Regions from separate parts of the Homo sapiens genome. Here region 1 is linked to region 2. Evidence: read pairs that join two places in POLR2A ChIA-PET (ENCODE). Cell type or tissue: Caco-2. All regions are shown on one strand. Links, peaks and the distances in the headings refer to the core of each region. The heading gives the core; the rest is flanking DNA.

The links. ChIA-PET counts read pairs that join two places held together with the same protein. Peaks named below come from ENCODE experiments on the same cell type or tissue, not always from the same donor. Only the 100,000 strongest peaks of a DNase experiment are listed, where the experiment ranks them.
Region 1: POLR2A ChIA-PET joins it to region 2 with 14 read pairs; 30 of 35 experiments call an interaction of 5 or more read pairs at or near these places.

Annotation. Positions count from the first base shown.
Region 1 is chr20:50,097,756-50,106,087 of GRCh38, forward strand. The region is part of intron 5 of PEDS1-UBE2V1 (PEDS1-UBE2V1 readthrough); the gene reads right to left. The region is part of intron 1 of UBE2V1 (ubiquitin conjugating enzyme E2 V1); the gene reads right to left. Among named protein-coding and RNA genes, the nearest start is that of UBE2V1, 11 kb to the right of the region's middle. RefSeq lists an enhancer at 1,507-2,170. In Caco-2, for the core only: no CTCF peak of the experiment used is centred there; DNase peaks (open chromatin) are centred at 1,916, 3,726, 4,306, 6,156 and 2 weaker places.
Region 2 is chr20:50,168,239-50,176,570 of GRCh38, forward strand. It overlaps LINC01273 (long intergenic non-protein coding RNA 1273), which reads left to right and starts at 4,332. Exons shown (of 3, transcript NR_109943.1): 1 at 4,332-4,550; 2 at 4,685-4,779; 3 at 8,043-8,332. RefSeq lists an enhancer at 4,030-4,531. In Caco-2, for the core only: a CTCF peak has its summit at 1,313 (motif pointing left); DNase peaks (open chromatin) are centred at 1,303, 2,477, 4,233 and 5,507; H3K4me3 peaks cover 1,491 bases.

The DNA of each region.
Region 1 (8,332 bases), core at 22-8,021, 70 kb before region 2:
ATGCTGAGCTCTCAATTGGCCAGACTCTCAGAGACAAACAGGACTAACCATGTGACTGTGAAGAGAGGCTCACTGGAGGGACCCCAGATTGTGGGAGGTGTTGCCAGTATATGTATTTCCCAAAGTGTAGGACACACGCCATTAATTCAATTGGAATAAATATTTGAGTACTTAGTATACATCGGGGACTTTTCTAAGCACTGAAGAACAAGCAGTGAATAAAACAAAAATGCCTGCAGCTTACATTCTAGTAGAAGACATATAATGGACAAAAATGAATATGTAAATTATACAGTATGACAGATCCTGGTGTTCCGGAGGAGGGAGTAATACGGGAGGGGCTATACTTTTAAATGGAGGGATAAAGGAAAAGTGTTATTGCAATCAGGTGTCATAACTAAAGACCTAAAGAAGGTGAGAGGGCATGATTTATGGATAGCTGAGGAGAAAGTCTTTGAGACAGAGCAAACAAGTGCAAAGGCCCTAAAATAGAGGCTGCTTAGGGTGTCAAAGGACAGCAAGGAGGCCAATTTAGCTCAAACCAAGTGAGGAAGATGAGAGAGCAAGAGGAGATTAAGGATGCCAACTGTTACTGAGTGACATGATCTGTCTTGTTTTTAATAGGATCCCTCAGACTGCTGTGTGAGGATGAGAGTGAAGGGAGCAAGGGCAGAAGCAGCTAGGAGGCTACTGCAATAATCCTAGCAAAAGATAATACCCGTTTGGACCAGGGTGATAGCAGGAAAGTAGTGAGGAGTGGCGTAATTCTAGGCATTTCAGAGGTCTGAGCTGTGGAGATTTGCTATCAGGTTGCCTGTGAGGTGTGAGAGACAAGAGTCAACTACAGCTCCCAGGTTTTTGGTCCAAGCAACTGAAGGACAGAGTTGGTAGTGGTATGTTAGAGGACTTTCGGTGGTATGTGATTGAACACTTCGTTTTACAGTCACGTATTTATGTTTAAGAATAACTTATTTAGGGTAAGTAATATACTAACTTCCCATTTATAATAATGGTAAAAGTTTCCTTTAAAATAAATGTAAGCAAAAGAGTCAGTTGATTACAAGAAAAATATTAAATAGTACTACATATGGTATTTGAAAGGAAACAGCAAAACCTGCAAGCATACTTGAACTGCTTGTTTGGAAAACACTGGCATTTTCATCTGCACAGCAGCCAACTGGATTATTCAGCTATACTGGATTAAGTCTCCTGTAGCAAACATAAAACTGAAAGATAGTGGTGACATTATAGGCAAAAAGCCAGACAACACAACTATTGTTCAGAAAGGGTTCAATCTAAATCTTTAATAATCCTAATTAGGCTAGCGGGGGAAAAGTCACTACATTACTACTGGTTAATTTACAAGCCTGCACTAATAAAAATGAACATCAAAAGAATCATATTGATAGGAAGGCTGATGACTGAGGTACTTGTTCACAGATCGTGCTATGGGCTGGGCTGAACTGTGTTCCCCTCAAATTTATATACTTAAGTCCTAACTCCCAGTACCTCAGAATGTGACAAAACCTGCTGACACCTTGATCTTGGGCTTCTGGTCTCTAGAGCTGTGAGAAATTTGTTGTTTAAGCCCCACCCAGTCTATGGTATTTTGTTATGACAGCACTAGCAAACTCATATAGATGATAAGTGACATCTTAAGGAGCTTTATAGAGTTGGTAAGGATACAGAACAAGATGTTAACAGCTGTTATCTCTGGGTAAAAGAATTATGGATGATTCCCCCTACTTTCTCTATTTCCTGATTTTTTTACAACAATCCCATGTTATTTGCATAACAAAAAACCAATTAGGAACCATTTCAACTGCACCCCCACGCAAGGACCTACCCAGGGCCTGTGCGACTGTCATTCCTGCTGTCCAGAAGGCTCCTTCCCCTAGGAATCCATAAGCCAAGCTCCCTCAGCTTCTTTAGGGCTTTGGTTGTCCAGCACTTCATCTCAATAAGGATCAAGGGTTCTTCTCTGAGTAGGAATCTCACTTAACGGCATTCCTTAAGTGACTAACTTTTAATGGACAATGATTTTAATGTTACTAAAACTTGGTCAGCTGGGTATGGCAGCTCACACCTGTAATCCCAGCACTTTGAGAGGCCAAGACAATCGTCTGAGGCCAGGAGTTCGAGATCAGCCTGGGCAACATGGAGAAATCTCATGTCTACAAAAAAATACAAGAATTAGCTGGGCATGGTGGTGCCCACCTGTAGTCCTAGTTACTCAGGAGGCTGAGAGGGGAGGGTCACTTGAGCCAGGAAGGCGGAGGTTGCAGTGAGGCGAGACTGCACCACTGCACTCCAGCCTGGGCGACAGAGTGAGACCCTGTCTCAAAAACCAAAAATAAACAAAAAATAATAAATAAATTAGCTGGGTGTGGTGGTGCACACCTGTAGTCCCAGCTGCTTAGGAGGCTGAGACAGGAGGACTGCTTGAGCCTGGAAGGTCAAGTCTGTAGTGAGCTATGATCACGCCACTGCATTCCAGCCTGGGCAACAGAGCAAGAACCTGTCTCTATTTAAAAAAAAAAAAAAAAAAAAGACGGGGCGCGGTGGCTCACACCTGTAATTCCAGCACTTTGGGAGGCCGAGGTGGGTGGATCATGAGGTCAAGAGTTCAAGATCAGCCTGGCTAGTATGATGAAACTCCGTCTCTACTAAAAATACAAAATTAGCCGGGCGTGGTGGTGTGCACCTGTAGTCCCAGCTACTCGGGAGGCTGAGGCAGAAAAATTGCTTGAACCCTGGAGGCAGAGGTTGCAGTGAGCTGAGGTTGCACCACTGCACTCCAGCCTGAGTGACAGAGCAAGACTCCATCTCCAAAAAAAAAAAAGTGTTAAGACTGTCAAATAAATGGCAAAGTATAACAGCTTCTACAGTTAAGCCCTTCATTACTGAATGGAAGCTGTATTACACAAGTGACCTCTATTTTGAGTTGCTCTTTTTGGCAAGACAAAAAAATGTGTTAGTTTCTTATGTCAGGTATTTAAATGTCAGCTGGACTATTTATAGTAGGACTATTCCTCTTGCAAACTTAAGCAAAGAACTTCTCTATGGCTGAAAGGTTACCTTTTCACCTAACAATCAGATCTGATTAGGAAATCCTAACATTCAAATATCACAAGCTTGTTGCTATTAGTTTCAAAACAGTGAATTCAAGTTATAATTTTCTGATATTTAATTTTTACTTGTGAAGTAGGGCAAAATATATTAGTAATTAATCCTATACTTCCAACATACATTTCTACTGGATTAGATATTCGATTACTTAAAAACAAGTGTGCAAAGCCCACACATACAACTGAACCAAAGAAATAAGTCAGGTCAATTTATTTTAGGCTAGGATTTGGAACAGGAATTGAGACCCACAGAGGGAAAGGTCAGCTTTCTTTTGTTCCTGCATTATAGGACAATTTGATTCTGACTCAAGTTGTAAAGCCAGCACCAGAAACAGTTTAATAAATGAAAAACTTTGGACTGGCCAATATCTATCTGTATTGCAACTAGGAGTTGTGATATACATATAAATATCTATAACTGCTATCTACTGAACAATTACAATAAACATTTATTTCATTTGAACAGCAGTTCTCAAACCTTTTGCTCTCAAGAATGCTTTATACTCTCAAAATCATTGAAGACCTCAAAGAACTTTTTTTTTTTTTTTTTTTGAGACAAAGTCTCGCTCTTGTTCCCTAGGCTGGAGTGCAATGACGCAATCTCAGCTCACTGCAACCTCTGCCTCCTAGGTTCAAGCAATTCTCATGATGTTTAATGTGTATAGAACTGGACTTCACATTTATAAGCAAAAAAAAAAAAAAAAAAAAAAAAATTTTACACATTTCAGGACCACAGTGAAAAAAAGTTTGCTTGGCTTTTTACCTGCTTGTCAAAATTTCCCTATACATAAATTATCAGTAACATATAGGCACACACACCTTCTCTCAGTGTGATAGTTATCCAATACCTATCCAGCACTTTGCTAGACAATCTAGGGGCTATGAACAAAATAAAAACTGGGGTCTCCCTAACACAGTCTAAGGTGTCAGTGTGGAAACAAGATATACACAAAGGGCAATGAAATAAAACCATATCAAAGCACGAGAAACAGAACCTACCAGAGGACACTGTTACTTAGCCTTTGAGGGCTCACAGCCTTCTCTGAAATCTGACAAAAGATGAAGAGGTTGGAGCCATGTTACTACTGGACTTTACCTTAAGGGTAATCGGGGGGAGCTGCAAAAGGCTCAGAGTAGGGCAAGAGATAAGGCATATCCAAGTCTCCTAGGTAATGATCAGCTTTGGGGTGTGCTACTGCTAACGTCTCAGGATATAGAGCCAGAAGCATTTGCCTAGAGCAAACACTGTGACCGAACATGTGGCATCAAACTTCTTATAGGCCTGCGTGATGGGAAGTAGAAGAGATGTAGAAGATAGGGTAATTAATTCAACAGCTCATATTCATTTGCATGACTGTGGTGGTAGTTCAAAAAACAACAACAACAAAAAACAAAAAAACTGGCCTGTACCCAGTACTTCAGATAAATACCTGTTGAAAATTTTTTAAATCGAGTAAAAAAGGACAAAAGGTCTGCAAACCTCATTTTCTAAAAAACAAACACAAAAGCAACCTTGTATGCATCCTTGCATGTTCATTGTACTCTCACCAATGATCTTGGGGTGTCATGACCCAGAATCACTAACGTAAGGATACCTGGTCTACCACTCTGTTTTTAAAAGACAGGTCAGAGTAATGGATATATTACCTCCCACATGCGCTACCATGCCTGACTAATTTTGTATTTTTAGTAGAGACGGGGTTTTTCCATGTTGGTCAGGCTGGTCTCGAACTCCCGACCTCAGGTGATCCGCTGGCCTCAGCTTCCCAAAGTGCTGGGATTACAGGTGTGAGCCACCGTGCTCGGCCGACGATCCTCTTAAAGGTAAACTAGGTGCCCTCGCTCTCCTACCAGAAGCCTACTCTTGGCCTCCCGTTGCACCCGCAATCCACCCAAACTTGTCACCTGGCCGAGAGAGCCCCACCTGCTTCGCCAACATCATTTTGTGCCACTCTGCCTTGCTCCCCCATCCTCCTCCAGCTACACCAGTCCTTCTCTAAGTTTCTGAAGAGGCATCCTTACATCCCGCCTTTGTATTTGTGAGTCCCTCACCCTGGAATTCTCTGTCCCAGAGCTGTGAATGGCTGACTGGTTCCCTTGTCCTCAACCAAGGGTCTAACTGTCCATTCCCTTATCTTGCCTTATTTTTCTTCATAGTACTCATTGCCACTCGACATTGTAAATATATTCATTTTCACTTTATTGGTTGTTTCTTGTCTGTCTCCCATCTGAACATAAGCTCCATGAGAGTAAAACTTCATCTGTTTTGTTCACTGCTGAATCTCCAATGTGTCAGGGTGTTTTGCCCTCTAGAGTAAGCACCCAAATACTTATTGAAAGAATTAATGAATGACTAGGTATTAGCTAGGAACAGTATTTCAGAATGAACAACGCTCAATGTCACAAAATTCTAATCTGGTTTATTTTTGAAAATACAAGAGAGAAACATTCACAGCACCATTATCTGGGAGTCTAACATTATAAGGATTATTAAAGGGGCTTAGTATGAATTTTAAAGCCTAAGAACAGTTATATATTAAGAGGCAGAGTCCCACTCTGTTACCCAGGCTGGAGTGCAGTGGTGTGATTTTGGCTCGCTGCAACCTCGGTCTCCTGTGTTGAAGTGTTTCTTGCACCTCAGCCTCCCAAGTAGCTGGGATTACAGGCGCCTGCCACCACGCCCAGCTAATTTTTGCATTTTCAGTAGAGACGGGGTTTTACCATGTTGGCTAGGCTGGTCTCAAACTCCTGGCCTCAAGTGATCTGCCCGCCTTGGCCTCCCAAGGTGCTGGGATTACAGGCATCAGCCATTGCACCCGGCCTGACTATAATAATTTTAAAAGCTATAAAGCTTAATTAGAAGCCAGGCAGTCAGGAGAGGCCCTCTCAGAGACCCCGGTCCCGGTCCCAAACACCTTTACTTCCACACAGGCATGTGTGGTATGTTTTCTTTACATTTGATTTTCTTCCTTTTTTATTGTCTGACTCACTCTCTAAGTTTCTCAAGTCAGAGCTGTGACTCATTCAATCCCGCCTCCCCAGAATCTGGTATGCTGTCTGGCATATAATGATACTCAATATCAATAAATGTTTGCTGGTTGAAGAAATGGCAGTATCAGGCCAGGCGTGGTGGCTCATGCCTGTAATCCCAGCACTTTGGAAGGCTGAGACAGGCGGATCACGAGGTCAGGAGATCGAGATCATCCTGGCCAACGTGGTGAAACCCTGTCTCTACTAAAAATACAAAAATTAGCTGGGCGTGGTGGTGCGCGCCTGTAATCCCAGCTACTCGAGAGGCTGAGGCAGGAGAATTGCTTGAACCTGGGAGGCGGAGGTTACAGTGAGCCGAGATCGCGCCACGGCACTCCAGCCTGGCAATAGGGCCAGACTCCGTCTCAAAAAAAAAAAAAAAAAAGGCAGTATTTCCTATTGTAAACTCTAATCTACTGGGTCCAAAATATTGGACACTGTTGCCATATAATTAACATACCTGGCTGGGCGCGGTGGCTCACGCCTATAATCCCAGCACTTTGGGAGGCCGAGGCGGGCGGATCACGAGGTCAGGAGATCGAGACCATCCTGGCTAACACGGTGAAACCCCGTCTCTACTAAAAATACAAAAAATTAGCCGGGCAAGGTGGCGGCTGCCTGTAGTCCCAGCTACTCGGGAGGCTGAGGCAAGAGAATGGCGTGAACCCCAGGGGGCGGAGCCTGCAGTGAGCCGAGATTGCGCCACTGCACTCCAGCCAGGGCGACAGTGAGACTCTGGCACAAAAAAAAAAAAAAAAAAAAAATTAACATACCTAAGGTTTTTTATTTTGAGATAAGTAAAATTTGGTAACCATTTCTAATTTATTTTTAGAGATGGAGTCTCACTCTGTCACCCAGGCTGGAGTGCAATGGCGCAATCTCGGCTCACTTCAACCTTCACCTTCTGGGTTCAAGCGATTCTCCCGCCTCAGCCTCCCGAGTGGCTGGGATTACAGGCACGCGCCACGACACCCAGTTAATTCTCATATGTTTAGTAGAGACGGGGTTTCACCATGTTGGCCAGGCTGGTCTCAGACTCCTGACCTCAAGTGATCCACCTGCCTCAGCCTCCCAAAGTGCTGGGATTACAGGCATGAGCCACCACACCCAGCCTAGTTTTATTTTTAATAAATGAGAATTTTAGGAAAACTTACCATTTTTTTTAAAATAAGGGAAAACTGGTTTCTCACCCAAATCACATAAGTCAAAGAATTCTTCACTATAAAATGAACTTTGTTTCATAAAGTATGTATGAAAGCAAGTTACTAATATTTCAAACCATTTAAAAACTGCATACAAAGTTACATCAATATTTTCTACAAAACAAAAGAGCATTTAATTCCAAATGGCCTAATCACACCCTAGTTATAGAATTCAGGGTCTACTCCAGGGACATAAGTCCAAATATGGTTGGAATTCAGAGATCCTGCAGACTTCAGGATGTATCAGTGACAAGCGAAAAGCTCATCCTATCCTAAATAGAGTTTAAATTCAAAATCACGGTACATTAAACAAAACATTTTAGTGAATATATTAAAAAATTAAACGTACATATGCCAAAGAACAGAAGCACAACAGATGAGAAAACCCAAGAATACTCTAACATATGTTTTGGTCCTCTAGCACTTTAATCAATTGAATCAACATAAAATTTTAGGATTCCCAATATTTCTGTGTGAATCTGACACCAAAAAGGCAGCTGGAGAAACAGCATCAAGTGACAATATGGAAGACATAAAAATGGACTCTTACAGGCCAGGCGCAGTGGCTCACACCTGTAATCTCAGTACTTTGAGAGGCCGAGGTGGGAGTTTGAGACCAGCCTGGCCAACATGGTGAAACCCCATCTCTATTAAAAATACAAAAATTAGCCAGTTGTGGTGGCACATGCCTGCAATCCCAGCTAATTGGGAGGCTGAGGCATGACAATCACTTGAACCCGGGAGGTGGAGGTTTCAGTGAGCTGCGATCATGCCACTGCAGCCCAGCCTGGGCAACAGAGACTCGTCAAAAAAAACAAAAAACAAAAAAACAAAAAAACAAAAAACAAACAAACAAAAGGACTCTTATAATCTTGCAAAACCAAGAGAACTACAGGCTCTATAATAGCTAGGAAGTACACTAGGAAAATCTATAGCTAATGATAAGTATAATCAAATAGACTATGACTATTA
Region 2 (8,332 bases), core at 14-8,013:
TTTTTTTTTGTAGAGATGAGGTTTCACCATGTTGCCCAGGCTGGTCTTGAACTCTTGAGCTCAAGTGGTCCGCCCACCTTGGACTCCCAAAGTGCTGGGATTACAGGCATGTGCCACTGTGTCCAGCCTTGGGCAGCCATTTTGGACCATAAGATGAAAACTGCCAGTTGTCTTCAACAAAAAGAGCGCAAGATAGCAAAAGACTGGGTTCCTGACACCGTAAAGCAACTATGCAGCTCTGGATCACTTTCATTCAGATTAATATGAGAGAGGAAAACAAACTACTTTTTGACTAGGAGGCAGTTGTTATTTGAACCTTTCTTACAGCATGGAGCCTGTATCCCACCATTGTAGTTTGTCTAATGAATAAATGGATGATTGAATAACCAAAGAAGCAGTCAGATCCAGGCCCCCATACAGATTCATGCACAAAGACTCTGCCTTAGCCTAGGTGGGAGCAACGTCCAGGTGCAGTAGAAATATTCATGGCTGGAGGCTAGTTCTTTCTGACACAGGGTCTCGCTCTGTTGCCCAGGCTGGAGTGCAGTGGTGTGATCACGGCTCACTGCTGCCTTGACCTCTTGGGCTCCAGCAGTCCTCTCACCTCAGCCTCCTGAGTAGCTGGAACTACAGATGTGTGCCACCACAGCTGGAGATATATATATGTATTTTTTATAGAGACATGGTCTCACTATGTTGCCCAGGCTGATCTCAAACTCCAGGATTCAAGTGATCTGCCCACCTTGGTCTCCAAAAGTGCTAGGACTGCAGGTGTGTACCACCGTGCCTGGCTGATTTTTTTTCTGTATTTTTTTTAACGACAAGGTCTCACTCTACCAGGCTGGTCTCGAACTCTTTGGCTCAAGTGATTTGCCCACCTTGGCCTTCCAAAGTGCTGGGATTACAGGTGTAAGCCACCGCGCCTGGCCCAGAGGAGCTAGTACTACTAGTTCTAAATCTGGCCTTTCCACTAGCTAGCTGTGTGCCCCTGAGCCACCCATGTGCCCTCTCTGGGTCTCACATTTCTCAGTTGTAAACCCGGCTTAGCAAATCTTTAAATCTATGCAATTTAAAGTTATTTTTGCTCTTTTGCAATTGCATTTCTAGGAATCCATTCCCAGGGAAATTCTCACCACATAGCACATGAACACAGGTGCCAGGATGCAGCTGCACCTTCCTTTGTGGAGCAAAAACTTGGAAATATCCTTAAAAGTGATTAAGTAAATCAGAGTATGAACTGTGCTCTGGAGTGCAAGACCGCGGACTATGGCTTTCTGGATTCTCTGGTGACACCTGCTGGCACAAAGGGATACTGCAGCCCAGCTTGGTTACGTATTGGGAATTTCTAGAAGAAGAGAGGTTCGGGGCAATTGTGTGAGGGTGGTTTGGGAAGGCACAGAGCAGGGAGAGATTTGGAAGGAAGGTCAAGGCAAGGAGGTGGCCTGGGTGTGGAGGTTGCAAGCATAGACTTGGGTTCAAATTCCAGCTTCACTACTTACTAGCTGGGTGAGCCTGGGTGGATTTGGGACTTTCTCTGAGCCTCACTTTCTTCTTCTGTAAAATAAGGATTCTGGGCCAGGTGCGGTGGCTCATGCCTTTAATCCCAGAACTTTGGGAGGCTGAGGCGGGCAGATCACAAGGTCAAGAGTTCGAGACCAGCCTGGCCAACATGGTGAAACCCCATCTCTACTAAGAATACAAAAATTAGCTGGGTGTGGTGGCGTGTGCCTGTAATCCCAGCTACTCGGGAGGCTGAGGCAAGAGAATCACTTGAACCTGGGAGGCAGAGGTTGCAGTGAGCTGAGATCACGCCACTGCACTCCAGCCTGGGAGACAGAGCAAGACTCTGTCTCAAAAAAAATAAAATAAAATAAGGATCCTAAGGCCCGTGTTACAGATTATTGGTGAGGGCTGGGTGAAAGAACTAATTTATTTAATAATTTATTGAAACAACATTTCAATAAAGATGTCAGTGACTGACAATCTCATCTAGGTGCCAGGGATACAGCAGGGGATGAGGCCTGGGTCCTGCCCTCCTGGAGCTTACAGTCTAGTGCAGAGAACACAACAAACCAATAAGCATGCATGTGATATAATCTCAGGTATTATTTTTATTTATTTATTTATTTTTGAGACAGAGTCTCAGTTTGTCACCCAGGTTGGAGTGCACTGGTGCCATCTCAGTCACTGCAGCCTCCACCTCCTGGGTTCCAGTGATTCTCATGCCTTGGCCTGCCAAGTAGCTGGGACTACAGGTACACACCACCATGTCGGCTAACTTTTGTATTTTAGTAGTCGGCTAATTTTTGTATTTTAGTAGAGATGGGGTTTTTCCATGTCGCCCAGGCTAGTCTCGAACTCCTGGCCTCAAGTAATTTACCCACCTCGGCCTCCCAGTGGCGGGATTACAGGCGTGAACCACCGTATCCAGCCTAATTTCAGGTATTTATGACACTACAAACGAAAATAAAGCAGGAGGCGTGCTGGTGTGGGTGGAGGCATTGTTACAAGTGGGGTGTGTGAGGAGGGCATCTCTGAGGAGGCTTGAGCAGAGCCAGAGGAGCCGTGTCGTGTGTGTGTATGGAATGCATGAGAAATGCTAGTGGAAGAGCCTCACACATAGGAAAGGGCCAATAAATGGTGGGTCATCATCTTATTACACACAGCAGAGGGAACGAAAGGAAGAGGGATTGGAATCCGTTTCCCAGGGTCTGCGGCAGTCACAGAGAGTGACAGAAGATTCCCTGGGCTGGCAGGTGGAGCAGCAGCCCTGCTCATGGTGTGGGGGGTGGGGAGCCCTGGACCTGAGGAGACCCAGCTCTGGGTGGCCTTGGGTGAGCCACTCTCTGGGCCTCAGTTTCCTCATTTGGAAAACAGGGCCGATAATGCCCACCTTGTGAAACTGGGGGGTGTCACAGGCTGAATGATGACCTCCTCCAAATAATTATGTTGAGATTCTAACCCCCAGTACCTCAGAATGTTACTGTATTTGGAAATAAGGCCTTTAAAGGGGTAATTAAGTGGCCAGGCACAGCGGCTCACGCCTGTAATCCCAGCACTTTGGGAGGTGGAGGTGGGCAGATTACTTGAGGTCAGGAATTCGAGACCAGCCTGGCCAACATGGTGAAACCCTATCTCTAGGAAAAATACAAAAATTAGCTGGGCATGGTGGTGAACATCTGTAATCCTAGCTACCCGGCAGGCTGAGGCAGGAGAATTGCTGGAAGCCGGGAGGCGGGAGTTGCAGTGAGCCGAGATCCCGCCACTGCACTCCAGCCTGGGTCACAGAGTGAAGCTCCCTCTTGAAAAAAAAAAAAAGGTAATTAAGTAAAAATGAGGTCATTAGGGTGGACCCTAATCCAATATAATCGTTGTCTTCATAGGAAGAGGAAATGTGGACACAGACACAAACAGAGGGAGGGCCATGTGAGCCCAGAGCAAGAAGGCGGCCATCTACAAGCCCCGGAGCGAGGCTGCGGGAGAAGCCAGCCCCGCTCACACCTTGACAACAATCTCTGTTGATTAAACCACACAGTCTGCAGTCCTCTATTACGGTGAGCCCTGCCAGCTGAGATGGGGTTGACGTGGGAATACAGCTGGGCACACAGGAGGCCCTCAGTGGAGGCTGGTTTCTTTGGCCCAGTGCCACATGGAGCCCGTCCACTGGCTGAGCTGGGGGCCTGATTGTGGCCACTCAACGTCTCTGTAAAGCTCAGGGTCTGCCTTGAGATCCTGCACTTACCACGGAGTGGCCCTGCCTTGGGGACCCATCTCACCTCACTTCTGCCCTCCTTTCTGGTTCATGACTCAGCCATCCACTAACCTCCCGTGGTAGCACTGTGGCCACTCTGTAAACGACAGCACCACTGGTGTCTCATTGGGGGCCAGTCTGGAAGAGGGAGACCACCCTAGGCATTTCAGACAGAAGGGATGGAATACAGGCATTGCTTACACAGAGGACGGACGAGCCGAGATGCAGAAAGGCCAGGTGAAGCATTGGCCACAGCTGGAGGCGCTCCACCCTAGGCCAGCGGGACAGAAGGAAGCTGGGTCCGAGAAGCCAGGGCTTGGAGCCACAGTGGGGGCTGCCTGGTAGGAGTTGACCAGGGAGGGAGGGTCTGTCGGGCGGGGGCGGGGGCTCTTTGCCTTCCGATCCAAGCTCCGCCCTCTGCAGCTCTGCTCTGTGTATCCCAGAGCTGACCCTGCGGCGCCTTTCCCAGGCTCGCGTCCGGTGAGTTCCTATTGGCCAACGGGAGGCCCCGGTCGGGGAGCGCCCCGGGACAGGCCCCTGTGCCTCCCGCTTTGCGGAGTGACGCAGGCCCTGGGCTACAGCAACCTTACCAGCCCCTCCAGCTTAGAGGTGGCAGTGGCTCTCTGCGGCTGCGATTTCTTTCTCGGAGCGTCCTCCCCATCCCGTTCGGCCTCTGCCTCCACCGTCGTCTCTGTAACCCGTTCCCTGTGGGAGAGTCTCTGTTGCGGTGTTCAGGGGTTTCGGTTTTCTGGCTGAACAGTGATTAACGCGAGGGAAGGCGCTGACGGCAAGGTGGCAGGTGACCAGCCCAGCAGGCCGCCCAGCCCTTCCCTTCCTACAGACAGAAGCACTGAGGCCTGCAGAGGGGACAGGCAGGTGGGCGTGGGGGATCGGGGGCAGCCCTGGAGTCAGACAGGCCTTGTTTTGTCCCAGGAAGAACATTCCAACACAGACCACAACACCTATGGACCTGGAAAACATTGTGCTCAGTGAAAGAAGCCAGACACAGAAGGACAATGTTGTATGAGGTACCTGGGATGGGCAGATTCTGAGAGATGGAAAATAGAATAGAGATTACCTGGAGAGAGGGGGGAATTGTTGAATGAGGACAGAGTTTGTGTTGGGGATGATGGAAAAGTTTTGGATACAGAGAGTTATGACGAGTATACAGCATTGTGAATTTTTTTTCTTTTCTTTGTTTTTTGTGACAAGGTCTTATTCTGTTGCCCAGGCTGGACTGCAGTGGTGCAATCCTAGCTCACTGCAGCTTCGACCTCCCGTGCTCAAGTGATTTTCCCACCTCAGCCTCCCGAGTAGCTGGGACTACAGGTGCGTGCCACCACGCCTGGCTGATTTTTCTTGTATTTTTTTGTAGAGATGGGGGTATCGCTATGTTGCCCAGGCTGGTCTTGAACACTTGGGCTCAAGTAATTCTCCCGCCTTGGCCTCCCAAAGTGCTGGGATTACAGGTGTGAGCCACTGTGCCTAGTGTGAATGCATTTAATGCCACTGAATTGTACACTTAATAATGGTGAAAAATATAAATATTCTGTTAAATATTTTACCACAATAAAAAAATGTGTGACAGTTGTCAGAATCAAAATGGTGTCACTAATGTTTTTTTTTTTTTTTTTTTTTTTTTTTTTGAGATGGAGTCTCGCTCTGTTGCCCAGGAGGGAGTGCAGTGGTGCGATCTCGGCTCACTGCAAGCTCCGCCTCCCAGCTTCACACCATTCTCCTGCCTCAGCCTCTTGGAGTAGCTGGGACTGCAGGCACCCGCCACCACGCCCAGCTAATTTTTTGCATTTTTAGTAGAGACGGGGTTTCATCGTGGTCTCGATCTCCTGACCTCGTAATCCGCCCTCCTCAGCCTCCCAAAGTGCTGGGATTACAAACGTGAGCCACCGCGCCTGGCCTGGTGTCACTAATGTTAAGAAAACCTTCACAAATAGAGGCAGACCATGAAGAGAGGGGTCTCATTCTTATATGCCTGATAAAGAAAGACTTTAAGAACTACAACCCTTGGCGGGGTGCAGTGGCTCATGTTTGTAATCCCAGCACTTTGGGAAGCTGAGGCAGGTGGAATACCTGGGGTCATGAGTTCGAGACCAGCCTGGCCAAAATGGTGTAACACTGTCTCTATTAAAAATACAAAAAAAATTAGCCAGGCGTGGTGGCAGGCGCCTGTAATCCCAGCTACTCAGGAGACTGAGTCAGGAGAATCGCTTGAACCTGGGAGGTGAAGGTTGCAGTGAGCAGAGATAGCACCACTGCATTCCAGCCTGGGCAACAGAGTGAGACTCTGTCTCAAAAAATTAAAAAAAAAAAAAAAAAAGAAGCCGGGTGCGGTGGCTCACGCCTGTAATCCCAGCACTTTGGGAGGCCAAGGTGGATGGATCACATGAGGTTGAGAGTTTGAGACCAGCCTGACCAACATGGAGAAACCCCGCCTCTACTAAAAATACAAAATTAGCCAGGTGTGGTGGTGCATGCCTGTAATCCCAGCTACTCGGGAGGCTGAGACAGGAGAATCGCTTGAACCCGGGAGATGGAGGTTGCGATGAGCTGATAGTGTCATTGCACTCCAGCCCAGGCAACAAGAGCAAAACTCTGTCTCAAAAAAGAAAATATTTATTTTTAGAGACAAGGTCTTGCTCTGTCACCGAGGCTGGAGTGCAGTCATAGCTCACTGGAGCCTTGAAGTCCTGGGCTCAGGCAGTCCTCCTGCCTCACCTCCCAAGTATCTGAGACTACAGGCAGGCACCACTATGTCCAGTTAATTTTTAAATTTTTTCATAGAGATGGAGTCTCACTATGTTGCACAGGCTGGTCAGTCTAGACAATTTTAAATTAAATATGTAACTCACATTAACAGGTCACATTATTTATTTATTTATTTATTTATTTATTGACACAGGGTCTCGCTCTGTTGTCCAAGCTGGAGTACAGTGGCACAATTTCGGCTCACAGCAACCTCTGCCTCCCGGGTTCAAGCGATTCCCCTGTCTCCGCCTCCCGAGTAGCTGGGATTACAGGCGCCCACCACCACGCCCGGCTAATTTTTGTATTTTTAGTAGGGACAGGGTTTCACCATGTTGGCCAGGCTGGTCTTGAACTCCTGGCCTCGTGATCCACCCGCCTTGGCCTCTCAAAGTGCTGGGATTACAGGCATGAGCCACCATGCCCAACCGCAGACATCTTTTTGTTTTGTTTTTTTTTCTTTTTTTTTTTCTTTGGAGATGGTGTCTCGCTCTGTTGCCCAGGAGGGAGTGCAGTGGCATGATACCTGCTCACTATAGCCTCGAACTCCTGGATTCAAGCGATCCTCCCACCTCAGCCTCCTGAGTAGCTGGGCCTACAAATGTGCAACACCACGCCTGGCTAATTAAAAAGGTGACAGAGAGACCCTGTCTCAAAAAGCAAACAAACAAAAAACGACACATGTGCGTGTGTGTGTGTGTGTGTGTGTGTCTGTGGAGAGAGAGAGAGAGAAAGAAGGAGAATATGATACATCAAATGTAGTAAAATGAAAACATTTGGGAAATATTTGAAGTATTTGTAACTTTTCTCTAAGTCTGAAAGTATTTCAAAATTAAAAAAAAATTTAAAAGGTGAATAGTGCCAGGTGTGTTGGTGCACGCCTGAAATCCCAGCACTTTGGGAGGCCAAGGCAGGTAGATCACCTGAGGTCAGGAGTTCGAGACCAGCCTGGCCAACATGGAGAAACTCCGTGTCTACTAAAAATACAAAAATTAGCCAGGCATGGTGGTGGGCACTTGTAGTCCCAGCTACTCGGGAGGCTGAGGCACGAGAATTGCTTGAATCTAGGAGGTGGAGGTTGCAGTGAGCTGAGATTGCACCACTGCACTCCAGCCTGGGCGACAGAGCAAGACTCTGTCTCAAAAAAAAAAAAAAAAAAAAATGGTGAATAGTACCAAGCGGTGGTGGAAGATATGGGATATAAAACCCTTGGGCACAGCTGGTGTGAGTGGAGACGGGACAGCCTTTCTGTAGAGCACCTGGTACTTAGTCAAATTAGTCCCCCCATCCCCTACAACCTACTCTCAAGCCAAAGTCCCAGAGACATCCTCACACCAGCCCTAGAGGGTGCAAGGAGGTGGCAGCTCACCTTATCTGTGGTGGGGCAGGTTGGGGGTCACTTGGGTGTCTACCCCAGGGACTGGGCGGCTGAGACTGGGGACTGCTCATAGAAAGGACCGTGGATGAGCCACAGCTACAAAACCCTTCACACAAGTGTTCATGCCACAAAGTAGCCACATGTGTTTTGCAGGGACACATTCCAGCAAAAAGACACAAAGTGACAGAATGGCTGCCTTTGAGTGGGGGTGAGAAGAGGTGGATGGCAGGTACCAGAAGAGAAGGGAATAAATATATGAAGAAATACAACCCCCTCGGGCAGTGCCTGGCACAGCATAAATGCCCAGGAAAAAGAGGCCCAGTTGCTTACGTTCCCGGCGACAGGGCCGGGACCAGCGCCGGCTTCCTGGTGAAGGAGGCCACCCTTTCCTCTTGAGGGGTCTGAGTATGCATGTCAGCACCCGGTGGGCACCCAGCACCCAG